Linked DNA regions of Mus musculus: region 1 is linked to region 2. The links are chromatin loops, found by intact Hi-C in ENCODE. Cell type or tissue: left cerebral cortex. All regions are shown on one strand. Links, peaks and the distances in the headings refer to the core of each region. The heading gives the core; the rest is flanking DNA.

Region 1 (15,014 bases), core at 2,994-10,993, 340 kb before region 2:
AGACATGGGGAGCATGAGAATTGGTTTGGTTTGCTCCACTTTGCTATTCTTTGCTAAAGACACACATGTATTGGTTCACTTTACATGGTGTTGTGAGCTCCACTGTGATAACGCTGCCAGTGAGAGAAACTCACCTAAGATCTGCTCAGGAGGTTCCTGGCAGTTTCATCAGGATTGAACCACAGCTACCCAGTGTCTGCTTGCTGAACGGACTGGACTGTAGCTGCCTTGTGTCTACCTGCCTAGAGGGCTGGTCTGCAGCTGCTAAACTGTATTTGGTGTTTGCTACAGGACTGAACTACTGCCAAAGAAGATCAACTCGCCCGCAAAGAACTATTGCTGAACAGGACCGCTTCCCCCATATCCTAACAACTTTTCTCTTCTACTACCTCTGCTGGGTGGTGGGCTAGAGGAGAGGTTGAGCCCTTATTAAAAGTAGGTCGCAAAAAGTTTATGCTTACACACATACACACACAAGTAATTTTTTAGGGGATGGGTGGGGCCTGGTGACACATAGTTCTAGTCACTGATCGGCAGATCTCCCCGAGTTCAAATTCATAGACAGTAGAAACAAGGAGTTGAAGTGACTTTGAACTTGCTGTCAGGCAGGGGTTGATGTGCATGGTAAAGGGGATGTGTGTGTGTGGGGGGTCTGTGTGTGTGGGTCTATGTGTGTCTGTGTGTGTGTATCTCTGTGGGGGGGGTCTGTGTGTGTCTGTATCTGTGTGTGTGTGTCTGTGTGTGTGTGTGTGTTTGTGTCTGTGTGGGGAGGGAGGTCTGTGTGTATGTGTGTCTGTGTGTGTGTACTGGTTCTCACAGAACCCAGCTGTGGGAACCATGCAGGTTACTTATCAATACTCCCAGTTTCTGCCTCCCAGCCACAGGACAGAACCAAATGTCTGAGTCTTGCTGAAGTTACAGCTGAAAGACCCCCGAAGATGGGAGGCCCTCACTTAATTGTAGGGATGATGCGACCCCCCCCCCCAAGAACTCACGAGAGACTGTCCTTGCTGCAATTGCACAAGGTTTATTGACAGGAACCAGTGCACTGGGGCCGACTCGTATCCCATGCAGGGGTAGAGGAGTTCAACCTCGAGCAGCTGGGAAAGGGGGTATTTAAAGGAAAAACCATAACCCAAGGGGGTAGGGAGGGTGTTATTGGAAAATACTGAAAATACCAGTGAAGAATCACAAGGGGGAACTAAAAATCACAAGGGGAAACTCCCTGCTTCTCAAGATTGTTCTCAAGATTTTAATCTTTGTGGTCGGCCAGGTCCTGGAACAAGGTCACTGAACCGGCTTGTATAATTATATGTTCTGTGGTCAGCCAGTTCTCAGAACAGGCTGCTTCAGAGACCAACTATTTTTCTTTCTTGGCTCTAACTTGGTCTAGGGGGTCAAACTTAATTTTTCTACCTTACACAGCCAAGTGGCATTAGACAATGACTGTGAGCAGGGGTCCTACACATCAGAAGTCCTTAGTTAGCTGACAGAGCCTCAGAATGCACTCAAGAGACAGAAGCAGGAGGATTGCATAAATTCCATGCTTCTCTAACCTACATTTACCAGGCCAGTCAGGGGTACATAGTGAGACTCTGCCTCAGACGAGCGAACAGATGTGGTGAGTTTCCAATGTAATACTGCCAGGGGTCTCTTCTCCTTCCTTCTGAATCACTAAGTCAGGAAACGAACCCAGGGCTTCTTGTGTAATACTTGGCCAGGCACCGCTGAGCCACCCCGGTCAACTACCAATTTGTGTTTGCTTACATACTGCTCAGTTTTGGCTTTTTGAGACAGGGTTTCTATGTATAGTCCTGGCTGTCCTGGAATTTGCTTTGTAGACCAGACTGGCCTTGAACTCGGAGATCTGCCTGTCTCTGCCTCCCGAGTGTTGGGATTAAAAGCCTTTGCCATCAGACCTGGCTGCATATTGGCTGTTTGACACCGGGTCTCAAGAGATCTGGCAGCAGGATAGGAGCCAAAGACAGCCTTGAGGTGAGTCTCCTCATCCCCCTGCCTGAGCCTTGAGGTGAGTCTCCTCATCCCCCTGCCTGAGTCTTGAGGTGAGCCTCCCACATGCTGGGATGGCAGGCATGTCTATTAGGCCAAGTTGTGTAAATTTTTTAATTATTTAATTATTTCTTTTAGTTTTGAGATTATAATTTAATTACATAATTTCTCTCCTTCCCACTTCTCACTCTAACTTCACCGGTCTCTTTCAAGTTCATGGTCTCTTTTTCCATTAGTTGTCATTACATACATCCAACATATATGTGTGTCGTATATATTCATACATACATGCATGTACATATACCATATATGTGTGTATGTATATATATATATATATATATATATACATACATCTATGTATATATACCACATGTATATATGTATATATACACACACACATACATATGGCATATACATACCTAAATACATAAGTATGTGCTCAGTCTGTATAATGTTACTTATATGTATGTTTTCCTGGCTGACAATTTGGTATTGAGTGACCAACTGCTGTGCTCTTCCCTGGGGAAAGCTCCGTCTGCTCTCAGCTTTCCTTAGTTGCCTGCAGTCCTTTGTGTAGGGCTGAGGCGTCATGGGCTTCCCCATCTGCTCTGGCATGTCCATCTGTCCATCCGTGCCATCCTTGTCCAGTTCCTGTTTGGTGGTCATGTTGGTGAGACTTTAATGGACGGAGTTTCTGATGTTCCTAGAAAACACAGTCTCATAAAAAAAACTCACTGATTCTCAGGCTTTGACAGTCTTTCCATCCCTCTTCCTCAATGATCCCTGAGCCTTAGGTCCAAGGGTCATATTGTCATATCCATTGGGAGTGGGCTCCACAAGTCCACATGTTGATGGGTTGTGGCTTTCTGTAACTGTATGTCTGATGCCAAGAGAACTTTCTTTGAAGGGGGAGGGGTGTGGACTACCCTTGTCTGTGGTATAAAGACAATCTTTAGGATATGGTTAGGGGAAACGTTGTAAAGTGCTGGTTGGTTATAGGTTCTCCTCCAAGAGCCATGACTTCAGTAGCTGTGTGTGGTTGGCTAGGCATGATTGCCCTCCTGCTAAGTGAGTACCAGGTCTGATTTTATTTATTTTTATTTATTTTTTATTTTTTATTTTATTTATTTATTTATTGGTTTTTCGACAGGGTTTCTCTGTGTAGCCCTGGCTATCCTGGAACTCACTTTGTAGACCAGGCTGGCCTCAAACTCAGAAATCCGCCTGCCTCTGCCTCCCCAGCGCTGGGATTAAAGGCGTGTGCCATCACGCCCAGCTAGGTCTGATTTTAATATCACCTTTTCCTTACATTTCCTTATTCTATGTTTTTTTGTTTGTTTGTTTTTTTTTTTTTTTTTTTTTTTTTTTTTTTTTTTTTTTTTTTTTTTTTTTATGGGGAGCATTCTCCACGATGCACTGTGGAGGTCGTAGGCCGTAGGACTTACGGGCATCTGTTCTCTCTTTCCCCTGTGTGGACCCCAGGGTTTGAACTCAGGCTGGAGGGAAAGTGCCTTTACCCACTAGCCCTAGTAACTTTAATGATTTTTTAAATGTTAAACTTTTGCTTTACAAACAAATTTAAAAGGACTCTTATCATTTTTATGCTGCGTGTATGAGTGTTTTGCCTGTGAGTAGGTAATGTGCCCCATGTGTATGTCTGGTGCCCTTGGAGGCCAGCAGAAAATGCCAGATTCCCCTGGGACCAGAGTTAGAGACCCTTGTAAGCTGTCACGTGAGTGCTGGGAACAGAACCTGCAACCTTGGCCAGGGAGTACAGCTGGGCATGTTGGTGCACGCCTTTGATCCCGCACAGGGGAGGCAGAGGCAGGCGGATATTCGAGTGGTGGTGACTGTGTTTTAACCCAATCCCAATTGCTCGATATTACAATGAAAACTTGGGCCCAGATGCTGTGCTGAAAGCCTGCTGGCTCAGACAGGCAGAGAAAGCACCCAGGTGACCTTCCTCCTCAGTCAACATCCCAAAAGCAATGTCCCTCTCAAAAAACTTCCTTCTCACTCAATATCCCTCCCTTCTACTTCCTGACGGCCTCTCTAGCCCTCCTCCTTGACTCCTTCTTACTCTCTATGGTTTTTTCTTAATAATCCTATGTTTGATTCCTGAAAACCAGTTGGTTGCTTGTGCCCCGTCCTGACTTCATTTAATGCTGTTTACAGAAAGCTCTTGGATTAAAGGTGTGAGCCGCACGACCACTAAAAACGGTGGCTTTTCCAGCAAATAACACAATCTCAGGGTTCACAGTGTGATCAACTGTCCTGCAACAGTAGTGGGGTCTGTGGGGGTTGTGTCTGGGAGGTATATCTACCCTGGCAGGAGTGTAGAGGTCAACTTTCAGGAGATTGGTTCTCCCCTCCCACCCATGGCTCTTCCACACCAAGCCTTCTCCTAGTACTCCCTTTGAAGCCTTTTGGCACCGGATCCCCCGACTGACAGTGATGATCAATGGTCACTCACCATTGACTCAATGAGGGTATCAGTGAACACAGCTGCGGTGGGAAGGCCCTGAGACCAGCTCCACTGCTCCTGTTACTTAGGCATTCCTCTGTAGCCATGCTGCCTGGTCCAGGCAGAGTAGGCATCAGATCTCTTTAGAAGTCTGAAAAGGTTTCAGCACCTGTCCCTCTGCCTGATAAGGAAGAGAGGGGGGCCTAGGCCATGCAGTGCCTGTGAGCAGGGGGTGACACCCTGGAGCACCAACTGTGAAGAGGTGGAGACAGGATATTTGATCACACTGTGAGCCCTGAGATTATGTTATTTACTGGAAAAAAAAAAAAAAAACATCTGTTTTTACTGGTGGTAGAGCTCACACTTTTAATCCAAGAGTTTTCTGTAAACAGAATCTCTGAGCCTGAACTATATAGCTTGTTCTAGGACATCCAGGATAACATGGAGAAAAACCTGTGTCAAATAAATAAATTAAATAAATAGACAAAACTTTACAAACTCTCAGTTTTAAAAACATTTTATTTTAAATTACCGATATATGTGTTTAAGAGGGGAGGTGATGTACCTGTGAGTGCAGGTACGGGCAGAGGCCAGAAGAGGGCACTGGATCCCCTGGAGCTGAAGTTACAAGCTGTTAGGAGACTCCCCACAAGGGTGCTAAGAAAGGGAGCAGAAGGGGCTGGAGGGATGGCTCAGTGGTTAAGAGCACTGACTGCTCTTCCAAAGGAAGAAAGGAAGGAAGAAAGGAAGAAAGAAAGAAAGGGAGCAGGAGTCCTTCTCACCATGCTCCAAACTCTGTTGGTTTTGAGATAGGGTCTCTATTTAGCCCTGGCTGACCAGAAACTATGTAGGACAGGCTGGCCTCAAACTCACAGAGCTCCATCCACCTGGCTCTGCCTCCTGAGTGCTGGGATTAAAAGCCTGGACCACCCCTCCCAGCTCCAACTCCCCTCCCCCTCTCTCTTTTGATGGGGTGCGATTTTAAGACAGGGTTTCTCTGTGTAACCCTGGCTCTCCTGGAACTCACTCTGGTCTTGAACTCAGAGAATCTGTCTGCCTCTGCCTCCCAAGTGCTGGGATTAAAGGCGTGCACCACCGAAGTCACCTGGCCAAACTCATTCCTTTTAACTTGACAGTTTTTCCTATTTCCCAGTGAAATATGCATTCTTCCTTTTTAATTTCTTAAGGATTTATTTTATGTGTGTATGTATGTTGTGCTGTGTGTGTGCATTCATGTGTCTGTGTGTGTTTAGGATGTGTGTGCCTGGAGCTTGCAGATATCAGGAGAGGGTGTCATATCCTCTGGAGCTGCAGTTATGAGTGGTTGTGGGCCACAGGGTGAATTCTGGGTATTCCACTGGGGTCCTCTACAAAAAGAAGTGCTCTTAACAGCTGGGCCATCTCTCCAGCCCCATAGATAATTCTTTTGAAAAGTTTGGTAGGCGGTGGTGGCACATTCCTTTAATCCCAGCACTGGGGAGGCAGAGGCAGGCGGATTTCTGAGTTCAAGGCCAGCCTGATCTACAAAGTGAGTTCCAGGACAGCCAGGGCTATACAGAGAAACCCTGTCTCAAAAAAAAAACAACAAAAAACAAAAACAAAAAACAAATCAACAACAAAAAAGTTTGGTAAGGAGAAAAAGAAAAAAATGAGATAAGAGAACAGAATTTTTAAAGGAAAATTCTTTTGAAACTGTCATAGTGGTGATGAGGCATGACTATTCCAGGACTTGAGAGAGGCAGTGGGGAAGGCAGGCAGATGTCTGAGTTCAAGGCCAGGCTGGTCTATAGAGTGAATTTCAGTATAGCCAGGGCTAAAAAAAAAAAAAAAAAAAAGGAAAGAAAGGATGAAAGAAAGAAGAAAACAAAGAAACTGCCAGAGTCTATTTCTCATAAAAGCAAAGACACTAAAAATAAATGAATAAATAAATTAAAAACCAGTGTTACCACAGATCCAGTGTGTGTTTGTTTGTTCAGTGTATAAGAGGCTCCCTAGAACCCTCTATCAGCCTGGTAAGCATTCAGAACCTTGAGTTCAAAGATAAAGACATCTTGATTCAGAGAACTGATTTGCCCAAGGCTTCACTCTAGTGCAGTAGGCAGTGAATGTGGCTTTAAACAAGGTGTACCAGACACAATGGCCTACACTCCCCCTAAAATCCACGACCTGACCACAAAGTGAGCTGGGTGAGGGTACAAGTCAGAGAATTCTAAAAGGAACATGAAAGACCACAGCCAAGGTACTGCCTCGCGGCTGTCTGCGCCTTCTCCGGGAACAGCATCTCTTGGGTGTGAGAATTCGGTTCAATCAGGAATGAACTTTGTATGGGCGGATGCAGGTCCAGCTGAAAGCCAATGATGTCAACACCCAGCCATTTATTGTCTGACTTTTATTTGCAAAACACAGCCCATACATAACTTAATTCCTGTATTCAAGATGTCTTGGGGGGGGGGGGGGCATCGGGTTGCAAGCAGTTGAGCATCCTCAGGATTGAGAAGCTTCCTGGAGGGTGTAATAAAAAAAATATAACCTGCAGGCAACAGCGGCCACCCCCTGAGGACTTTATTCTTTAAAGCCAGTGTGGGTATTTGGGGTGCACAGAAGCGCTGGTGGGCTAGCCTTCAAGACAGGTACTCACATTGAAGTTGTGTTGAAGGTAGTTTTGGAGTGGCAAAGAAAGCCAGTCCGGAGTAGAGTGGGTATCTAGGGTCAGGGAGCATCTCCTCTTCTGGGACAGGACAGAGTGGGTGCAGAGAAAATTATAGATGGCACATTAGTACCAATATAAATAATTGCACAATTTGCAAGATTAGTCCCAGGGTTAATTACACAGTGAAGGTGAAACGCACTAATCTTTCACAGTATGAGTGGGGTTCTTGACCTTGGCAAGAAGTCAGAGTGGATAAAATAGAAGGGAGAATGAGTGTGATTGACGTAACCGTGTGCTCTAAGCCGGACAAGCTGAGGGCAAGCGCTGGCTCATCAGGCTTTGTGGAAAGTGAAATTCTCTTTTAGATCAGGACTACAGTGGGCACCAGCTTCAGAAGACTTGGAAAAGTCTGGAAATGTGGCCTGAGGAACTGTGCACACATTCAGCGGAGGATGCACCCGAGGGCAGCAGTGATCCTAAGATTGGTAGGCCACCGGCAGGTCCAAGGCTCTGGGAGGTGGCCTGACTCGCACAGCTGGGCGGGAGTGACGCCTTGCTGGAGAGCAGGTGGCCGCGCAGATTGCGCAGTTCCCGGGGAGCGCGCGCGCTGGGGGGCGCGGGGCAGGCGGGGCTAGCGGGGACGCGCTGGGGCGCGGGAGGGGGGCTCTAGGAGCCGGGGGCGGGGCCGAGTGCGCGGGCCTTGGCACGCACGCGCAGACGGGCCGCGGGCCCCAGAGGCAGAGAGGAGGGGGAGCGTGAAATAGGGGGCGGTGTGGAGCGTATTTCCGCTCTGGCGGACAAATAATCCTGGCCAAAGGGGAGGCCCGACTGTCCAGCCCTTTAACCGCGTGGGGGTGCCGGGGGAGAAAAGGGGGGTCGGGGAGGGGGAATCCTGCTCCTTTAATTCCCTCCCCTCTTCCTCCGCCCCGAGTCCGCGAGGACGCTGCGCTGCGCGGGGCCTTGGAACACTCGGCACGAGCTGCCCCCGCCCCTCCCCCTCCCGCCCACGCGGAGCCGGCCCGCGCGCGCACCCCGTGCACCCCCGCGCCTGCGCGCTGCCCCGGCCCTGCCCGTGTGTGGGGGGCGTCGCTGGCCCCGGGGGGGTGGGGGACCAGGGGGGAAAAATCAGCACGCGGAACCGGGCCAGGTGAGAGGCGCGTGCACCCAGGGTCGTGAGTCTGGGTGGGGGGGCGTGCCACGGAGATCTGCGCGTGGGAGGGGGGCGTGCACGACCTGTCCGGGCGGTGGGAGGACGTGAAAAGGGGGACTCACAGCAGCGCGGCCCAGGCTAGAGCGAGGCGGGTGAGGAGTACCTGCAACCGGGGGCCACCCCAGAGTTGCAATCCTCTGGTTTTTTCCCCCCATCCACCCCTTTATCCATTCTCCCGTGGGCGCGCGGGCTGCGGGACTGGGGGGTGTGGACGCCGCTGCCCCGCCCCCGGGAACCACGCCTCCCTCCTCGGAGGGACCGCGCCTCCTTGGAATTGGGGAAACTGAGGGAGGCGCGCCAAGACTAGGGAGGTAGGGATGAGGGGTCTGGAGCCTTGGCCTCCGACAGCCAGAGACCTTTGTCTCTGACTCGTTTCCTTCCCACCCAGGGCAGTCCACTCCCGCCACAATGGCCTCTGGGGTGGAAGTCCTGCGCTTCCAGCTGCCTGGCCACGAGGCCGCAACGTTGCGGAACATGAACCAGCTCCGTGCAGAGGAGCGGTTCTGTGATGTGACCATCGTGGCCGACAGCCTCAAATTCCGTGGCCACAAGGTCATCCTGGCCGCCTGCTCACCGTTCCTCCGGGACCAGTTCTTGCTGAACCCCAGTTCTGAGCTGCAGGTCTCACTGATGCACAGCGCGCGTATTGTGGCGGACTTGCTCCTCTCTTGCTACACAGGCGCCCTGGAGTTCGCAGTCAGGGACATCGTGAACTACCTGACAGCAGCCTCCTACCTGCAAATGGAGCATGTAGTGGAGAAATGCCGGAACGCCCTTAGCCAGTTCATTGAGCCCAAAATAGGCCTTAAAGAAGATGGGGTCAGCGAGGCTAGCCTCCTAAGCAGTGTCAGTGCCACCAAGTCCCTCCTCCCTCCAGCCAGGACCCCAAAGCCAGCTCCAAAACCCCCACCACCACCTCCTCTACCCCCTCCGCTCCTGCGACCGGTGAAGCTGGAGTTTCCGCTGGATGAGGACCTAGAGCTGAAGGCGGAAGAGGAGGATGAGGATGAAGATGAAGATGTTTCTGACATCTGCATCGTCAAAGTGGAGTCGGCTCTAGAAGTGGCACACCGGCTCAAACCCCCTGGAAGCCTAGCCGGGGGTCTGGGTATCGGGGCCTCTGTGAGCAGCCACCTGGGAGAGCTGGCCCAGAGTAGTGTGGCCCCCAACACTGTTACCCCACCGCAAGGGGTGGTGAAGGCATGCTACAGCCTGTCAGAGGACGCGGAAGGGGAAGGCCTGTTGTTGATCCCAGGAGGCCGGGCCAGTGTGGGGGCCACCTCGGGCCTAGTGGAAGCAGCAGCGGTGGCCATGGCTGCCCGGGGGGCGGGGGGCAGTCTGGGGGCAGGGGGTAGCCGGGGACCTCTGCCTGGGGGCTTCTCAAGTGGAAACCCCTTAAAGAACATCAAATGCACCAAATGCCCTGAAGTGTTCCAGGGTGTGGAGAAGCTGGTCTTCCACATGCGTGCGCAACACTTCATCTTCATGTGCCCACGCTGCGGCAAGCAGTTCAACCACAGCAGCAACCTCAACCGCCACATGAACGTCCACCGTGGTGTCAAGTCCCATTCATGTGGCATCTGCGGCAAGTGCTTTACTCAGAAGTCCACACTGCACGATCACCTCAACCTGCACTCAGGAGCCCGGCCCTACCGGTGCTCCTACTGTGACGTGCGCTTTGCCCACAAGCCCGCCATTAGGCGGCACCTCAAGGAGCAGCATGGCAAAACCACAGCTGAGAACGTGCTGGAAGCTGGTGTGGCTGAGATCAATGTCCTCATCCGCTGAAAGGCCAAGAGGCTGGGGGCGGTCCTGGGCCCGGCAGAATTGGGGAGGGGCGGGGTTTGAGGGCAGGCAAACATTTTGAGGGAGGAAGACTGGAGAGAGAGAGAGACCATGCCTCAAAGAGCAGAAGAAAAAGATGGAGCCGGAGACAGGGTTGATAAGGCTGAGGGAATGTGGGATCCCAAAGAAAGATTTCTTTTTTGAAGAGGTGCATAAACGATGTGGAGGAAGAGAGGGAAAAAAAAAAAAAGGCAAAGTTGAAAGTTTTGGAGAACAGCTCTTTCCTGGCTAAAGCTGGCTGGGGGGGGGGGGGATTCTAGCGTTTCTTGAGATGGGGTGGGGGTGGGAATTGTAGGGGGATTGCCAGGAAGCAGCTTACTTGCCCCTGGTTAGAATAGATGACAGGGAGAAGGGAGCGGAGGGCGACACATGTATGAAGTACCAGAAGGAAGGGAGGAGATTTTTGCATGCTGGGGAAGTGGGAAAGTAGATACAAGGCTCACCGGAAATGAAATGATATGTGCCAGGTAAGAGAACACGGTGGGCAACCTGGGTAGGTAATGAGACATTAGGCTACAGTAGCGAGAACAGTGAGTAGCGGAGGGGTGGGGGGGCAGGGCACTTAGAAAAAAAGGACACAAGGAGGGCTGTTGGGGGGAGGGAGAGGAGTAGAGACATACAGTATTTTTAAAGAAAACTATTTTTTAGGATTTTTTCTGGAGTTTGGGGTTTTAGTTTTTGTTTTCCATAAAAATAAACAAAAAAAACAAACAAAAACATTTTTTCTTTATATTCTGGCAATTGCATGTGTGTGACTACCCACCATAGATTCTCCCAGCGCTAACAATTGTAGTCCCATGCCAAAAGGAGCCTCAAGCAGAGACTCGGAACACGCCCTAAACACTTAGGCAGAAACCTTATCACACAGTGATTGGCAACCCTGGTGCTGGCATAAACCATGCGGGGTTTGGTGGCAGTGCAAGCCATGGGCCACAGGTGACCAGTGAACCCACAGAGATGGCAAAAGGGCATCTGTTGCATATTTTTGCTCAAGTTTTAAGGAAAGTTGAAATACCAGCTAAACTTATAGTTGATTACCTAGAAGACTACAATTCCCAGAAAGCTCTGAAAAGTTTTTAATCCAAAGAGGACTACAGTTCCCATAAGATGCCGAATTGGCCTTGGGCCCAGTAACATAAGTACCTGTCTGTCCAATATTGTGTGAGCAACCATACAGGCATTTTCAAGCTTTGGCTAGGACTTAATGCCTGGAGGGGGATGGTGCCCTCGATAGTGTTCAGGGTTGTATACTTGCTGTGTCTACCATCATACTTAAGCTGTCTGCTGGACCATGACCCCCCCCCTCCATGGAGAAGTATTTGGGCAGAAATAGTTACTGTCAATAGATTGAGGTCTCCGCTGCATTCAGTTGACATATCTAGTGCAACCGAAGACACTTCCCCCAGATTTCCAAAAGCACACTGACCCAGAAGTAAAGGTGTCTTCCGTGAGTCTCTGTCGCCCCTTCTTGTGCACTAAAGTTCAAAACTGATATAGTCCCAGCCTTCTATCTGGCGGCTCAGAACGGGAAAGGCACACGCGGCAGCTGCAAAGGCTCAGGCTACACGTGTTCCCAAAACCGGGCGGGGACAGGGAAGCCACAGCCCAGTCGAGCCTCACCCTTGCTCCCGGCGGAGCCCAGGCTAGGAGCGAACGCCCTCTCCCCTACAGGCCCCAGTTCTGGACCTCCAGGGCCATTCTGGGGGGCAAAAATGGCCAAGAGGCCCGCAGCGGCTCCTTTAAGGCGTCTTCTCGCCCTCCCTCCTTGTCCACGTGACCCGGGGCGGCCGCGCGCCGGCTCGGCCCCCCGCGCAAGCGGCGATGGCGGCGGCGGCGGGAGCTGCTGCGGCGGCGGCCGCCGAGGTGCGGAAGGGGAGGGGGAGAGGCGGGTGCATGCCCGCGCGCGCGCCCGGGGGAAGCGCGCGCTCGTGCAATGCTCCGGGGGTGCAACGGGGCCGGGGGGCCCGAGCCGAACTTACAGCAAACCAGGGGGCCAACACCGGGGGCGGATGAGGGGACCAGGGGGTGGGAGGTGGGGGGAGTGGGCGCCGAGTCGCACGTGCCGCCGCCCGCTGCCCCTGCGTGGGCGGTGGGCACCGCGACCCCGGGAGCCCGCGCGAGGGGCGCGAGGGGCCGTCCGCCGGGCTGGGGCGCAGCGGGCGTTGCAGGGGTTGGTGGCCGGGGTCCCCGCGGCCTGGGGGACAAAGGGGGAGCGGCGCGTGCAGCCGGGAGGAGGGGGCGGGGCCGGGGCGCGGAGGCCCCGCCCCCTCCCCCTCCTCTGCTCCCGGCCCCAGAGATGCGGGGTCTGCCGAGAGGGAGGGGGCTGATGCGGGCCCGGGGGCGGGGGCGTGCGGCCCCCACGGGCGGCCGCGGCCGCGGTCGGGGGGGCGCCCACCGAGGGCGAGGTAGGCCCCGAAGCCTGCTCTCGCTGCCCAGGGCCCAGGCGTCTTGGGCCCCCCAGCTGCCTGCCGGGCTGACCGGCCCCCCGGTTCCTTGTCTCCCCTCCCAGGGGGAGGCCCCCGCTGAGATGGGGGCGCTGCTGCTGGAGAAGGAGCCCCGAGGAGCCGCCGAGAGAGGTGAGTGCAGCAGGAGCAGGCCCGACCGGACCTCCACCCTCCCCACCCCCAACACGGGATCCCGGGAGCTTTCAGCCCTGAACTTTTTCTTTTCCCCTCCCGACAGTTCATAGCTCTTTGGGGGACACCCCTCAGAGTGAGGAGACCCTTCCCAAGGCCAACCCCGACTCCTTGGAGCCTGCCGGCCCCTCCTCTCCGGCCTCTGTCACTGTCACCGTCGGCGATGAGGGGGCTGACACCCCTGTCGGGGCCGCATCACTCATCGGGGACGAACCCGAGAGCCTGGAGGGAGATGGGGGTCGCATCGTGCTGGGTGAGAGACTGGGGAGTGAGGGAGACGGGGCGCAGAGGGGCTTTCTGCATGCCTGCTCACCCTGCACCCCCTTTCTGCCTGCCTCTTTTCTAGGCCATGCCACAAAGTCGTTCCCCTCTTCCCCCAGCAAGGGGGGTGCCTGTCCCAGTCGGGCCAAAATGTCAATGACAGGGGCAGGAAAGTCGCCCCCCTCGGTCCAGAGTTTGGCCATGAGGCTGTTGAGCATGCCCGGGGCCCAGGGAGCTGCAACTGCTGGGCCTGAACCCTCTCCGGCAACAACTGCCGCCCAGGAGGGGCAGCCCAAAGTGCACCGAGCCCGGAAAACCATGTCCAAACCTAGCAACGGACAGGTGAGAGTGTGGAAGTTGGGGTGGAGAGACTTGGGGAGTCTCTGGGTCGGATTTTTTGTTTTGTTTTGTTTTTGTTGGTGGTTTGTTCTTTTGGGTTTTTTTTTTTTTTTTTTTCCTTCTTCCGGGATTTAGCCTTAGACCTCTTGTATTCAGATTTTTTTTTTCGAATTTACCAATAGGCTACCAAGTGTCAGCTGTTGGGCTGGGCCTCTGTGAGCAGAGTAATTGTCGGCTTCCTGGAGTTTGTGTTCTTTGGGGAGGGGTGGTCAGCAGAGGAGACTGACAGATGTAGAATTAATTATATAGTTATTGTCCTAATTACACAAATGACTGGGCAGGATCAGCCTTCCCAAGTTTGTGTTTTTTTTGTTTTGTTTTTTGCCTCTGAACAAATGCTTAGGGAGGTTGGTTTGTTCGTTTGTTTGTTTGTTTGTTTGTTTGTTTTTCAAATCCCTACTTTGAGACCAGTCTCAAACCAGATAAAGTTTTTACTGGGAACTCTTCCCTGGGAAGGCCACATAATGACAGAATGTGGGCGGAGGCGTGTGTGTGTGTGTGTGTGTGTGTGTGTGTGACAAGAACCTGGAAATCAAAATTATGTCAAGGTTTTAAGGGCTCTTGATTCAGCTTAAGTATGGCTTGTGTAGCCTTCCTCTGGGTCTTGTTTCGTTTATTTTGTTGTTTGTTTTGAGCTTTATTTTGTTTTGAGAGAGTAGTTTTTGTTTTTTGTTGTTTTGTGTGTGTGTGTGTGTGTAACAGGGTCTCACTGTGTAGCCCTGGCTGGCTGGCTGTGTAGACCAGGCTGGCCTTTAACTCACAGAGATCTACCTTTTTCTGTCTCCTACATCCTGGGGCTGAAGGTGTACACACATGCCTTTTATTTATAATCTTTTTTTTAAAAAAGATTTATTTATTTATTTTATGTATATGAATATACTGTAACTGTCTTCAGACACACCAGAAGAGGGAATCAGATCCCATTACAGATGGTTGTGAGCCACACCATGTGGTTGCTGGGATTTGAACTCAAGACCTCTGGAAGAGCAGTCAGTGCTCTTAACTGCTGAGCCATATCTCTGGCCCTTGTTTTATTTCCTCTTTTTGAGATGGTCTCATGTAGACTGAACTTGCTATGATCCACCCCACCCAGCTTCTACATTTAATTTTTTTCTTTCTTTTTTTTTTTCTTTACTCTTTCTTTTTTTAAAAACTTTTAAGCTTCTGGGTGTTTTACCTGCACATATGTCTGTGTACCACCTTGTGTGTCTGGTGCCCTTCAAGTCAAGGGGGCAGTAGACCTTGAGTTTGAAGGGGTTGTGAGCATCTTGTCAGTGCTGGGCAATTGGACCTGGGTCTTCCACAAGAGCAGCAACCGGCTCTTAACCACTGCACTACCTCTCCGACAATGCTTGTTTTCTTTTTCTGGGAAAGTGATTACCTCACCATGGTGTGGCTGTTCTTCTCTGGTACAGAAGTTCGTGTTTGCTCGGGCTCCTCATATAAAATTATGAGAGCCAGGTGGATCTCTTAAGGTCTGGGTCAGCTAAGAATCAACATTTGCATATGCCTTACACGTATCTGTCTTCCTTGTAGATA
Region 2 (14,159 bases), core at 6,160-14,159:
GAGTGTGTCAATACATAGTGTGTATTTATGGGAGTGTGAGGCAGTGAGTTTATGTGTGAGAATGCAGTGTATTTATGTGAGAGTACAGAGTGTGTTTGAGTGTGTGAGTGCATAGTGTGTGCTTATGTGTGTGTTTATATGTTCTGAGTAGGCCCAGGCTCATATGGAAGATTTAACTCTGTCTTTTTATTTTGTGTGTGTATGTGTGTATACCAACATATCCAGCTTAACATCATAACTGCGAACAGTCTGCTGCAACCTCGAGTCCTACCTTGCTCCATACAATTGTGCACACGGCAAGTTATTGGAGCTGTGGCCACACTATGCCCATTTACTCAGAGGTATTTGCCTATCTTGGCAACTGGCTTCATTTTGTTTTTGTTTTCTTTTGAAATACCCGATTTATTTTATTGGCTATGGTATGTGTATGTGTGTGTGTGTGTGTGTGTGAGTGTGTGTGTGTTGTGAGAGGGTCTCACAGCCCAGGGTGTCCTAGAGCTCATTTTGTAACTGCAGACTAGGTCTCAACCTCGTGACTCTCCTACCTTGTTATGGGTCACCACATCCAACTGAAACTAACAGAATCCTTGGGGCATACACATCCCACACAGGCTGACAGCAGCAGCTAGCTGTTCATCTTGGTGTTTTTATGAGACAGGTTTCACTGTGGAGTCAGGCTGGGGTGAACTAACAGCTCTCCCTCCTCATGGCTTTTTATCTTTTATTTTCCCCCAGGAACCTGCCGTTTGTTTCACTCTTTGATGACTGTAATGAGTGTTCCACTGTGAGCTGAGACACAGACCTCTCTTCACCTTGTCTGTCAGACTGTGTCTCCAAAGCCTTTAGCCTTAAACTTGCACGAGTGTGGACATGGACACATATCTGCCGAGGGTGGGTGTTCTAAGTCAGAACATGTGCAAGCCTGCTGGGCTTTACTGTGCATGCATGCATGACAACCCTTCATGGAGAGATGGCTCAGTGGTTAAGAGCACTGACTGCTCTTCCAGAGATCTTGAGTTCAAATCCCAGCAACCACCTGGTGGCTCACAACCATCTGTAATGAGATCTGACGCCCTCTTCTGGGGTGTCTGAAAACAGCTATAGTGTACTTGAATATAACAATAAATAAATCTTTGGGCCAGAGTGAACAGAGGTCCTGAGTTCAATTCCCAGCAATCACATGATGGCTTACAACCATCTGTACAGCTACTGTGTACTCATATACATAAAATAAATGATACATAAATAAATATATCTTTAAAAAATGGTTTTATTAGGGCGGACATAGTGGCACAGGCCTTTAATTCCAGTAATTGGTAGGAAGAGGCAGAGAGGCAGAGGCAGGCGGATCTCTCTAAGTTTCAGGACAGTCTGATCTACAGAGAGTTCCAGTCCCATCTCCCTGTCCCAGCCAGACTTTTCTGAACAGAGAGATGTGTGGGTAATAGAGCCGCTTTGGGAGTTTCATTTCCTCGCCTGGCCTCTGCCAGCACCTACCTTCCTAAAGCTGGAATGAAGTTATGAAATAAATTTTAAAGTACCCCCCCCCCAAAGATGTATTTATTTACTTTATGTATGAGGGCACACTGTCACTCTCTTCAGACACACCAGAAGAGGGCATCAGATCTCATTACAGATGGTTGTGAGCCACCATGTGGTTGCTGGAAATTGAACTCAGGACCTCTGGAAGAGCAGTCAAGTGCTCATAACTGTTGAGCCCTCTCTCCTGCCCTAAGGATTAAATACTTTTTAAAAAGTATTTTCATATATGTACAAATATGAAAAAATTTCCAAAGGAAATAAATGAAGACATGAACAGGTTACTCACAAAATAATACAACCATCTGTAATGAGATCTGACGCCCTCTTCTGGGGTGTCTGAAAACAGCTATAGTGTACTTGAATATAACAAGTACCAGAAAAATATAACTAGTAGCCAGAAAAATACAAGGGTCTCTACATACCCGTCTGTCCTGGTACTCTCTCACGGGGAGCAGGTACAGGCTGTTGCGAACTGCCCAACCTGGGTGCTGGGAACTGAACCTGGGTCCTCTGCAGGAGCATTGTGGTCTCTTGACCCCTGAGCTGCCTCTCCAGCCCCTAAATCAATGCGTTTAATGTTCACTAACATCTTCTCTTCCTGCCCACCTTCCTGCGAGGTTTGTGCCATCATGTTTGCCGGAGCACCCTTTCACACAGGGAAGCGAATATGCAAAGTTCTGTGGAAGAAATACTCTTTCCTTGATGACAAAAGTGTAAGTCTCTCCTCACCTTTAACAGCACAGCACTTCCACTCAGAGGGAGGAGGGACCACACGGAAAAAGGGACAGGTTTGGGGGCTGGAACCTCAGCACCATAGACAACCATATAAGAAACTCTGCTCATCTCCCTCCTCCCAGCCAGACTTTCTGAATAAAGAGACCCGTGGGTAGCCCAAATTTCACTCTCTCAGGGGCAGTGAACCCCCTTTTCTGGCCAGCTATTTGTGTGTCTCTCTTTGAGGTCAGTCTGGCCTGACCAACTGGATTTCACCCCACGGACCAGGAGGTCTCTGTTCTCAGAGGATGCCCTGGTTCTGGGCACCTCAGTCAAGTCAGTACTGGAAAGTACTGGAAAGAGGCCTGCTGCCCTCCGAGGCCTTCTGGATGAGCGCGCATCTCTGGTATGATGGGTTTCATGACCTCTGACTCACATTCTTTAAACTCTATGTTCAACCTCTCAAAAGACACAGCCAACAAAACCTTATTTTCCTTTGTAATGAAATCTGGCCAGACTAGGCTGGCCACAGCACAACACACCATTTCACTCCTGTCCTACACTTGGATCTCTTTGGCGTTATTTTAAGGAAAAAAAAAATCCCTCCTTTATGGCCTCAGCACGGGACAAGAACAGGTGCCTCTCATACCGGCCTCCCTTGAACTCAGCCTTAGGCGACAGACTTGATGGCCACGCCAGGTCCCACTCAACCACCAGCTTCTCCAAGACCAGCACCTATCCCTCCACCTGGCGACTGCACCCCACCTTCCCCTCTGACTCTTCCCTCCAACTGCACTCCCTCTCATCCACACACATTCAAAGACTTCAGGTAGGACATCCAGAGAACAACTATCACACCCCGACATCTGTGCCCTGGACAAGGCAGCTGACACAGGCGGAAACACTATCTGGGTCTATGTCTCCTCCCGCTGATGGACCTGCCCCAAACACAACTGCTCTAGATGGAATCTGCCATCACTGGACCCAACAGAATCTCCAGCCCCCACTGAACAGCCTTCACCCCACCCCTTCTGCTCCATCCCGCTCTCTTTTTCTCCTCTCCCCCTGGTCCTCCAAGGAAACCCAACAACTTCCTATTTCTTTCGGGGGGGGGGGGGGGAGGTGAGGGGATGAGGGGCAGGAACAACTTGCATCTAGAATCTAAAACTTGCAACTACAAGGTTAACACACAACATTGTTGCAACACCGTGGGCCATGTCTCCAGTCTGGGGCTTAAACTGAGACAATTACCGCCCAAGGTCAATTGTTATCCTTGTCAGCTTCTACAGGAATGGAATACTCTGTAATTCTCTATCTCAACATTTTTTTAAGCATAAAAAGAACTTTTTAAAAAAATCCAAGCAGTTATAAAGACTCTGGACAGACAAGCGCCCCCTAGTCAGCTATCATGTCTGCAGTGATGCCAGGAGACCTTTTGTCCCGGATGCAGCTGAACAGACAAGGCTCTGGTCAGGAAGTAAAGAGTAAAAAGAGACAGTGTATAGGAGACGCAGAGGCATGGAGTGTGGAGAGGCGCTCTTGGTGAGGAAGGTGGAAAGGAAAAGGGTATTTTTAGTTAAGAAGAAGGTCTGCATGTGTAAATTAAGATTCTCCTAAGGTGAAATGACTGGACTTTTCCAAAACGGAAAAGCTAAGACGAGAGTAAAACTGACACGTGTGAGCGTCAGCCACAAGGTCTGCAGCTTGGAGGTGAGGGTGAGCTGGTTGGGGCACCGAAACCCGGTGAAACCCGGTGCAGTGCAGCACGCGCACCCACGCTGAAGGCCAACCTCTGCCTCACACTAGCGTCTGGGAGATGCTGCCTGAAGCGTTGACCAAAAGCTCCTTCAAGTGACAGAGATTTTGTCTTGGCCATGAAGATTGTTTTCTGCCAAGTTTGTCAGGCTTTTGGTTACTTTGAAACTGAGTTTTAACAAAACTAGGATTTTGCTCATTTGTTTTCAAGTCATGTGTGGGAGCACAAATCTTTAATCCCAGCATTGGAGAGGCAGAGGTGAGAGGATCTGTTTATTCCAGGATAGTCTGGACTGCATAATGAGTTCCAGAACAGCCGAGACTATGTAGAGACCTTGTCTCAGAAGACAGCAACAAAAATAAGAGATGATGATGATGAAGGAGAAGAAGATGATGATGATAAACATTAGCATAAAACAAAATCAGCCACCTCCTCCCGGGAAGTCCCATCTTCCTCTTCTCAGGGAAGCCAGTGCTCCCAGAGCCCCCAGGGCCACCATTCAGATGTCTGGCTGCAGCCATATCACGTATTAAGTACCAACAACTGTTGCCTTCAAGAAATGACTAAATGGGTTTGTTTACCTCTCCAAGACAAACTTTTTCGGAGCATGCTTAAGGAGAGATGCAAGGCAGCTGCCTTCGAACACCAGTTAATGTCTGACCTTTTTCTTCAGAAGAGATCCCAGATGCTGGCATGAGGCAGTGAAATCCTGGGCCCAGGACGCTCCTGGTTTTGGAGAGGTCCAAGAGGAGTGGTCTCTATAAGGCTCACCCTCACCCTCACCCTGGCCCAGGACAAACCTTCCCAAAGCTGCCATAAAAATGTCCCCAAGACGCTGTCTCAGCATAGCTGGGCTGCCATACTCATCCTTGGGCTCAGCCCGCTCAGCCTGCACCGCCTGCTCTGTGCCCTGCCTTTGATACACATCCCTTGATTCCTTCCTCCTGGGTCTCAGGGCCCCTCCCTTCTAGAGTCTGCAGCGTAGAACCACGACAGGGAGAACTAAGAAGCAGATGTTAACGCACACGCACCCTGCTCACCAAGTCTAGGAGATCCTGGGTGGTAAAAACAAACAACATCCCAGGGTTCCACTGTCTCGGGATACGAGCCCTGGATCTGACTCCCTGCTCCCTTCAGTCTGTCAGGGACCCGGTCCTCATTCCCAGTGTCACTCAGAACAAGCAAGGCCTTCAGGATCCAGTGCCACCTCCTTGCTGCTGTGCCCTCCATCTTCTAGAAAGGGGGTGGGGACAAATCTAACAAGGAAGGGACCTCACCAGGCTGCACTCCAAACTCGGCCCTTCCAAGCCCTTCATGGTTGTGCTGTCCCTGTGCGCTATGCCACTGGGTGCCAGGGTGAGTACGGCTCCGAGTCTGACTGGGAGCACTTCACATTCACACAACCTGGGAACTGGATTTACCATAAAAATCCTTCCTCCTGCCTTTAATCCCAGCACTCAGGAGGCAGAGGCAGGCAGATCTTTGAGTTCAAGGCCAGCCTGGTCTACAGAGTGAGTTCCAGGACAGCTATGGCTACACAGAGAGACCCTGTCTCAAAAACCAACCGAACAGCCAAATAAACAAACAACCTGAAACCAACCCTCTCTCAGGACAAAAGCCTTCAGAGTTAAGTGGACGGGCAGGCCTGTCAGCTCCTTTCTTCTCAGACTGCAGCCATGCTGTAAGGCTTCTGTTCTGTGTCTGGAGGTAGGGTTGTTCTAGTCAAAGCCTAGGCAGCCTACTCCTGCACACTGCTTGGAGAGCCCTCTCTTCTTTTGGGGAGCACCAGGTGAAAGCCATCCTTAAACACATCCAGATCCTAGTGAGCAGCTGAGGTAATTTCTCTTCCTTTCTGAGCTCTAATGATAGGATTTTTGAAACTCATTTTTTAAAAAAAATGTGTTTTTAGATTTTATGTGTCTGAGCATTTTCCTAACGTTTATGTATACACACTACGTGGGTACCTGATGCTTACAGAGGTCAGGAGAGGGGCCAGATCCCTTGGGTGCTGGGAACTGAACCTGGGTCTTCTGCCAGAGCGACGGTGCTGCACTGGGAAGCCCGCTGTCCAATTCAAGCTCTGTCTTCCTACCCCCTCCAGGCACCGAGGGGCTCATTTCAAGGGATTCTTTCTGGCTTTCCCTAAGGAGACCTCTTAAACTATCTGGGTAGTCCCACCTTTACCCCAACATTTCAGGCTCCCTAGACAGAGAGAGGGTTCTTTTCCATCCCAATGGCTGGTGCGGCACGCACACGAACACACACACACACACACACACACACAGACACACCCTAATGCCCTCCATTTCCCCACAGGCCCAGTGTGATGCTGGCCTTGGACGAGGGGACACTCACCATTATTTTGCTTGTATTCTATTGTCTTAAGGTTGGGTCTGAGACTCTCAGAGCCTCCCGAGAAGGCCACATGGCTATGACACACAAGGTGACACACGGTCCTGTCCAGGGACAGCTCTTCCATGTTCACAGCTTTCCTGTTCTAACTTACAAATATTTGCAAGTCTCAGAACTGCATGATCGTAGTCTGTGCTGCCTCCCTGGTGTTCAGATGTTTCTCATCTCTTTATTCCAGCGAGAAACAAAGCAGCTGTTGCTTTGTCTAACTCGGGGGTTTCACCAGCCTCCGTGGGGCAGCTCCTAGCAGCTCTTTTAGGCGTCTGGACTCCCTCAGCTCTCAGGAACCTCTGTTTTAAGTCTGCTGTGTGTCTTTGGCCCTTGCTTACTCAACCTTATGGTAAATCAATGTCTCCCTGATTTCAGGTCTCTCAGTTCCAGATGGTGCTGCCTCAGGAACAGCAGCCACTACGTAAACACTGATGCTGCCTCCCACCGCCCAGGAGCCCCTGCTCTGGTGTCACAGCCTGACCTCTGGTCCCCTTCAACAGTAACTCCACCTCCTCTTTCCAACAAAGTTGATGTCCTGTGGTCTCATGACTCTGACATATCAGCACTGTGGGCAAGGGCCGCACTCAGCCCTGATGCAACTCCAGATGATGGCCTCCATCTTCTGTGAGCCTCATGCGTAGGGGTGTGCGGGTGATGTTCTGTGATGGCTGGTTGCCCAGGGCTGGGATCAAGCAAGACTGCTACTGTCTTTGAGCAAGACCAGAAAGAGTTAATTTTGGGTCTGGAAGAACACAATATTGGTAAAGCGCTTGCCACGGAAATTTGAGGACTCAGGTTCGCATCCCCAGCAATCACACCTGAAATCCCACATACCAGCCCACATCTGCAATCCCAGCCACAGCAGCCCACATCTGCAATCCCAGCCACAGCAGCACACATCTGTAATCCCAGCCACAGCAGCCCACATCTGCAATCCCAATACTCCCACTGCAAGATAAGCGGTGGAGTTGGGAGTCCATAGAGACTCATGGGCCAGCTAGCCTGGAGGACATGGTTGGAAAACAAACAAGATGGGCTGGAGAGATGGCTCAGCGGGTAAGAGCACTGACTGCTCTTCCAGAGGTCCTGAGTTCAAATCCCAGCAACCACATGGTGGCTCACAACCATCTGTAATGAGATCTGATGCCCTCTTCTGGTGTGTCTAAAGACAGCAACAGTGTACTTACATAAATAAAATAAATAAATCTTAAAAAACATTCTGTCTCAAGCACAATGAGAGTTGAGGACCAACAACTGTATCCTCTGACCTCTACACACAGATAGAAAAACAAAACTAAATTTTAAGATTAGAAGAACAAAGCTCAATGAGCCAGGCTGCAGTCGATCTCACAACAGCACTACAGAGAATTCTCTCTAACAAGCAGGCTCAGCCCATCAGGGTCTGACCCCTGGTAACTCATGACAACTTTGGACTCTAAGAAATAACTTACACTGTGACAAGTATCCCACAGTAGAGGAATATCCAGCTGAGCATCTGACATGAGCCCACACAAGTGTCCCTCCCTCGAGACCTAAACGACCAGGGTACCATGGTGTGAAAACACTTCCTGATGCCAAGTGCAGACAGCTCCTCTCTACTGTCTGCCTTCTATTTATTTCTGGCACCCCAAACCCCGGCAGGGTTTCTTGTAGCTCAGGATGGCCTTGTAGCCAAGGCTGGCCTTGAACTTGTAATCCTCGTCACTGCCTCCTGGGTGCTGGGATTGCAGGCCTATGCCACCATGTCTGGCTCTGGTAAACTCTTTCACAACCCACTTCCTGACGGGGTAAGGCTTGTGAAACCTGTGCTAGGGTCACTGAAGACAACTGCGGCCGAGGTGACAGGTCTGTGGGTGTGCAGAATGCGAGGCTGGAAGGATAGGTGGAACATCAACTGTGCCCAGTCATTCTGAAACAAGGCCGTCTCTGGCTCCACTGCGCAGATCAGGGAGGCAGTGGATGCTGTCTATGCCGTGCTGACGGATCAGCACACAGTGAGTGTCACATAACCACAAAACAAGCCTGGAGGTGCAGGCCTGCGTCTTGGTCAGGAATATCAGTCAAGAGCTGCCAGGGCTACATGGTGGTGTCTCCACTAAAGAGAGAAAAACGAAGGCTGGGGATGAGGCTTGGTGCGGGCTCACACCTGCAACCCTGGACTTAGGCTCAGGGACCGGATCAGTCTCTGAGTTTGTGGATAACCTGATCTACATACTGAGTTCCAGAAGAGACAAGCCTACAGAAAGAATCTATGTAAAAACAAACAAACAAACAAACAAAAACAAAACAAACAACCTGCCCCCCCCCAAAAAACAAAAAACCAAGCAAACCAGCAAGCCAAACCCTAAAGAAGACCAAAGCAAACCTTAAACCCCAGACCCTAACATCAGAATGATAGCTTGTTTTTCCCTCCCCCCAAAAACGGAGAGAACTATATTGCCTGCCAGTGTCCACTCATGCTTGCTCTTTGCAGAGTGGCCACTGTTTGACGCATGCTTTACTGATGGGTCCCTCTGACAGCTGAAACTGATCTTCCATGACATTCACACACACACACACACACACACACACACACACACACAAAGCCTAAAATGTGAGCCTCTTCTGGCCCCCTACTGTGTGTGGTACCCCCCGCTCCCCAGTCATTTCAGTGTCCTAGGGCAGCCCTCTGACCTAACAGGAGAGTGGAGGGGAGACTCCTGCAGGTTCAATCGCTCAATCTGCTCAATGGATCAATCTCATTCAACTATCTTCAAAGCAGCGGGCAGCCGCTGAATGAGATGAAGTTGGGATTAGAGCGCCACCTCGTGGCAGAACTGGCAGGTGCCGGGAAAACGGTCTGAAAGACCAGGGGTTGGGAGAAGTGTGGAGGGATGGTTTCCTCTTTGGACCATTGCAACCTCTCAACTGTGACATGCAGACAAGTTCCCGAAACTCCCCAGGGAGGCCTCACTTTCGCCACGGTGTGTTAAATGTTTCACATGTTTCTCAGAATTCTATACGACAGTGGCGGTGCCTATTCCACCATTAGGAGATCCTCAGCCAAGTTAACTGAACCGCGGAACTTATCATTACGTAGCAAAGCTGCAGCCAGTCCGTGGCTCATGTGTTATTACAACCTCCGTTTCGGAGGCGAACAAGCTCCCGAGGTAAGGGTGCAGGCCTCAGGATCCGTAAGCGGCAACCCTAGGCACCACACTGCTACCACCCAGGAGCTGCCTCTTAAACTGTAGCCGGCTGCTGAACTCTATCTAGGTACACATCTCCTGAAAGCATACCTAAGAATACTTTAAGTGCTATAACAACCTTGGGTGAACTGAACGGCTATAAGCTCTTAGAGTAAACTGGTCTCTGGTCCAGCCATAAATTCCTGTACAGTGTGACTCTGAGCTGAAGGTTAACTGCCTGACCATCTAACCGCTACCTCTCTGCTTCTGTAAGCAAAGCTTGCTTGCTGCAGCTGTCCAGAGCTGCCTTTCTGTATACGCCACAATTGCATTTTTTTTGCTCTTAAAACCTCAAACTGGAAGTGAGGCTGCTTCCGGCTTGCTACTCTGCTTGGAACAGCCCTACTGGTGGTATATAAAGATTCCACAGGACGTATTCAGGAGTCTGGGGACTTCTTCTCTTCAGGTATCCCATAATAAACTCAGCCAGGCAGCTGCAGCCTTCCTCTCTTTAAGCTTAAAGAAAATCAACTACGCAGGCCCATCTTATTTGTGTTAGAGGATTTTGGGTTTGGTTTTGGTTTTGATCAAGGAGAGGCCAAGCTGGAGATGAGTGAGTGAGCAGGGTTGTTGATCTGTGGGCAGAAGGCCGTCCGTCTCTTAACAGACGGGCCTCTCCTCCAGTTCTAGTCTGGAAGCTGCTCTCCAGGGAATTGCTTCTGCTGTCACTGCAAAGGCAACACCTACGCTGTTTCCAGAACTGTGGGATTTGGCAAAACTGATCTAGAAGTATGCCATCTGGGGCTAGGTCAAGAGGCTGGGGGAGCAGGGGCAGGAGAGTGCAGGGTTCTGGTAGGAAACCCCTGAGTGTTAACCTCAGCGGGATAAAACTAGTCACACCATAGCCGCCATGTAGGTTAGGTGAGATCTGCTTGATGGCTTTTTTTTCCTTCACTTTTTGAGACTCTTAGGCCCTGCCCAGACTGGCCTTGAGGTGTTCCCGAGGGCTGGGATTACAGGAGTGTGTTGTGAACTTCCTGTCTTTCTAGGCGGGGAGGCTGTTTCTGGGCTGGCTATCTGCCAGTAAGTAACACAAATGAACTAGAAAGAGGCTGTCTGCACTGTGGAGCCACTACCGATGCTGACTGGAGATGTTTTGTTGACGTCTCTCTACCGTGGCTCCGGCTAGCTTGGATGTAGAGCAGACTGGCCTTGAGTTTGCAGAGCCCGGACTGCCTCCGCCTCCAGACCGCACCACCAGCTTAAGTAGGATTTTTGTTACAGAATTTTGGTGAGAATGAAGAAAACTGGTCTGGCGCCTGGTATGTGTCAAGGGACATGAGTCCATCCCTAACACACAGCAGCAGATCTCCGGCATAACACCAAGTAAAAGTTTCAAGTCCTCTGGCCGGCCCAGCTGATCATGTGACAAAGCATGGATACTTTGTAAGGTGTTTGTGGCATTATTACAAGGTTGCCATTGTTTTGATTATGCAAGGAGAGAAGCAAAATTAAGGGGGTGGGGGTGGGGTGAGTGGAGCTGGGATCTGACCTGAGCAGTCAACTGCAAGGTAAAAAACCATCAAAGAAACAAAGTAGTCACTGAGCTGAAAGCTAGGAAATGTAAAGAAAGAGTTGCGAGCTATGCGGCTGGGTGTGGGAGACACATGCCTACAACCTCAGCACTTGGGATGCAGAGGCCAGCCTGAGAGACTCGGTAAGACCCTGACTCAAAAACAAAAACAATCGGGCTGGTGAGATGGCTCAGTGGGTAAGAGCACTGACTGCCCTTCTGAAGGTCCTGAGTTCAAATCCCAGCAACCACATGGTGGCTCACAACCATCTGTCGTGAGATCTGACGCCCACTTCTGGCACGTCTGAAGTCAGCTACAGTGTACTTATTTATAATAATAAATATGGGCAGGAGAGAGTGCGGTTGCCCTAAAATTCAATTCCGAACAACCAGATGAAGACTCACAACTATCCGTACTGCTACAGTGTGTACTCATATACATAAAATAAATAAATCTTCAAACAAACAAACAATCACACCATGCTAGCACACACCCCTTAGTTGATTGGGCGATGTTAGGATAAGCTTTTCTGTTACTAGAGAGATATGGCCACATCCCAACCAGGGATCTTCAACAGTTCCCAAGGACCAAAGAACTAACTTATTTCCCAACTATTTTGTTGTATGATACAGGGTCTCTCTGTAGTCTTGGAGCTCACTGTGTAGGCTACATACTTAGAGAGATTCTCCTGCCTCTGCTTGCCCAGAGTCAAAAGACCTGCGCCACCACACCAGGCCTTTATTTCCCACGCATTCTTTCAGTTCAGATCTGGCCAGCTTCTCAAGACCAGTTCCCACGGACCCACTCACCATCAGGGCCCTGGCGGGCAGCAGCGTGCAGCGCCGTGTCGCCATGGCGGTCCTGGTGGGCAGGGTCAGCGCCGAGACGCAGCAGCAGGCACAGGGCAGGGGCATCGTGGCGGGCGCAGGCCCTGTGGAGAGGCGGGGGCTGCCCAGCGTCCACATCAAGCCCGGGATGTCGCTGGAGGAGAGCCTGGGCTCGCACCAGCCGTCCTGCAGACAAGTACCGCCGGAAGCGTCGCTCTCGGCGGTGCCGGCGGGAAGCGGAGGCCATGGAACAACTCTGGGGCTGAGGAAGAAGTGGGAAATGGCAGCGGTGAGGTCCCAGCTCCGCTCTTCCCCGTTTCTCCCTTTACCTCCTATTTCCTCCCCCTTGCATCTCCAGCAAGAGATAAGGCCTATTCTAAACTCTCATCCCTTAGCAGATGGCAAGTTTGGGGCGGAGGGTGGGGATGGGGTTGGAGTTGGGGGCTGGTGGGGAGGGGGGAATCACAGAGTTAATTTTTGATGTAATTTTTGAGAAAATGATACATAGTTGTTTTAAGGTTCCAGAGCCCAAGAAAAAAGTTAATTCTGAACTTTGGAGGGAAACAACAACAACAACAACAAAAATCAAGTAAGGCCAGATGGGGGCAATTTTCATTAGCCACAAATCTGGAGAAAAGTCACAAATTCAAAGAGCGATCTAGAAATGGAATATAATGTACCCGACAGACAGACGTAGAGGCTTCTTCCTCTGGGGCCTGGGGGGAGGGGTTACTCATCAGACCTGCTCCCCGCCCCCCCAAGGACCCTCAGAGACGGAGGCCGGAGGCCTGGGCTTAAGACGCTCGGAGAAGGGAGGTGGGGAGGGAGGAGGCGCGCCAGGATGCAGGAAATGGCGCAAGCACACGCGCAAGTTTCGGGCGGAAATGAACTGTGTGTTCCATCCCGGAAATCGTACCGAACGCTCGGACTGGGTGACTTGTGATTAGGTCTCCGGAGGGGAAATAAGACAATTTGCGACATAGGGTCCTCCTGCAAGCGGAAGATGAGAGGCGAGCTTTCGAAGGGAGGCAGAGGCAGAGGCAGGCCTGGTCTATAGGGCGAGCTGCAGCGACAGCCAGGACTACAGAGAGAATCCCTGTCTCGAAACACACACACACAATCTCACACACACACACATAATCACACACACACCACACAACCACAATGAGGCCAAGTATATGGGTAGATCAAAAAAGAAAAACACATGGTTAGACACTAACAAGGCAAACGTAGGACAGAGCAGGGAGATGTGTGCAGACGTTCAGATTTGGGGGGAAAGTCTGAAGAGAAGATGGAGGCTGAAAAGAGGGGGTAAGGGCGGAGGGAGGCGTGGAGACACAGTTGGGAGTGTAAGTGAAACCCAGCGTACTGTGTCCAAGCGCATCCTTACCTTCCCACACCATTCTCATCGCCTTTGTGTCTCCTTCGAGACCACCAACCAAGATCTCCTCACACCCAAACACTCTGCCCTCCGCTTCCCCCAGACCCATCTCTGTGGACCCTGGTGACACGGAGAGGCCCTGCACCTGCTGCAGTAGTCAGCACAGGGCTGGTCTCTGCTGCCCTCGGGCGGCCGTTTCGGGTACTACCTCAGTGAGGTTCGAGAGGAGGACCAGTCATCAGTGTGAGGATGACAGACACCCACCCGGTGCAGGAGACTGAGTGAAAACGGGAGCGCTAAGACCCAGTGGGAGTGGAGGACCGCATCAAGGGCCCGGAGGAGTAGGCGCTGGAGGGTGGGAGCCGTCTGGTACCTCGGTCGCCTTCGGAACAGCATCCTCTCTAGTGATAAAAATGGCCAGTCAGACCCAGGGTATCCAGCAGCTCCTCCAGGCTGAGAAGCGGGCAGCGGAGAAGGTGGCCGATGCCAGGAAGAGTGAGCCCCCCTTTCCTCTCTTAGGAATATGGAAGGAGAATTTAGGAATAGGGGATAGCGGGCATTTGAGTCCTTAGGAAAAAAAAGCCCAAGGACAATGAGGACAGATGGGGGACTGAGGCTATTAGGGTAGAAGAAACGGGTGGGTTTTACAGTCTAGCATTTGGTTGGTTGACAGGAAACTGGATAACTTTCTAGAGGGCACTGATCCCACTAACGCACCTGGTTGTGTGTGTGTGTGTGTGTACACTCACTGTCCTTCTGCCTCTAGGGAAGGCCCGGCGACTGAAGCAGGCGAAG

Evidence for each region. Hi-C counts contacts between places; a loop is a spot of excess contacts. Peaks named below come from ENCODE experiments on the same cell type or tissue, not always from the same donor. Only the 100,000 strongest peaks of a DNase experiment are listed, where the experiment ranks them.
Region 1: a loop joins it to region 2, with 4 times the contacts of the local background. A loop is called at or near these places in 4 of 42 quality-filtered maps.

What each region holds. Positions count from the first base shown.
Region 1 is chr17:34,886,499-34,901,512 of GRCm38, forward strand. Zbtb12 (zinc finger and BTB domain containing 12) reads left to right here and starts at 8,061. Exons shown (of 2, transcript NM_198886.3): 1 at 8,061-8,271; 2 at 8,723-10,346. The coding sequence starts at 8,743. The coding sequence ends at 10,122. Ehmt2 (euchromatic histone lysine N-methyltransferase 2) reads left to right here and starts at 12,472. Exons shown (of 27, transcript NM_145830.3): 1 at 12,472-12,755; 2 at 12,862-13,068; 3 at 13,162-13,418. The coding sequence starts at 12,476. In left cerebral cortex, for the core only: CTCF peaks have their summits at 5,057 (motif pointing right) and 7,897; DNase peaks (open chromatin) are centred at 7,816, 8,413 and 8,881; H3K4me3 peaks cover 1,770 bases; H3K27ac peaks cover 1,737 bases.
Region 2 is chr17:35,222,987-35,237,145 of GRCm38, forward strand. Nfkbil1 (nuclear factor of kappa light polypeptide gene enhancer in B cells inhibitor like 1) reads right to left here and starts at 12,800. Exons shown (of 4, transcript NM_010909.5): 1 at 12,664-12,800; 2 at 11,966-12,245. The coding sequence starts at 12,720. Atp6v1g2 (ATPase, H+ transporting, lysosomal V1 subunit G2) reads left to right here and starts at 13,610. Exons shown (of 3, transcript NM_023179.3): 1 at 13,610-13,859; 2 at 14,131-14,159. The coding sequence starts at 13,778. In left cerebral cortex, for the core only: CTCF peaks have their summits at 7,589 (motif pointing left), 9,239 (motif pointing left), 11,965 and 13,558 (motif pointing left); DNase peaks (open chromatin) are centred at 9,219, 10,320, 12,089, 12,892 and 2 more places; H3K4me3 peaks cover 2,513 bases; H3K27ac peaks cover 3,623 bases.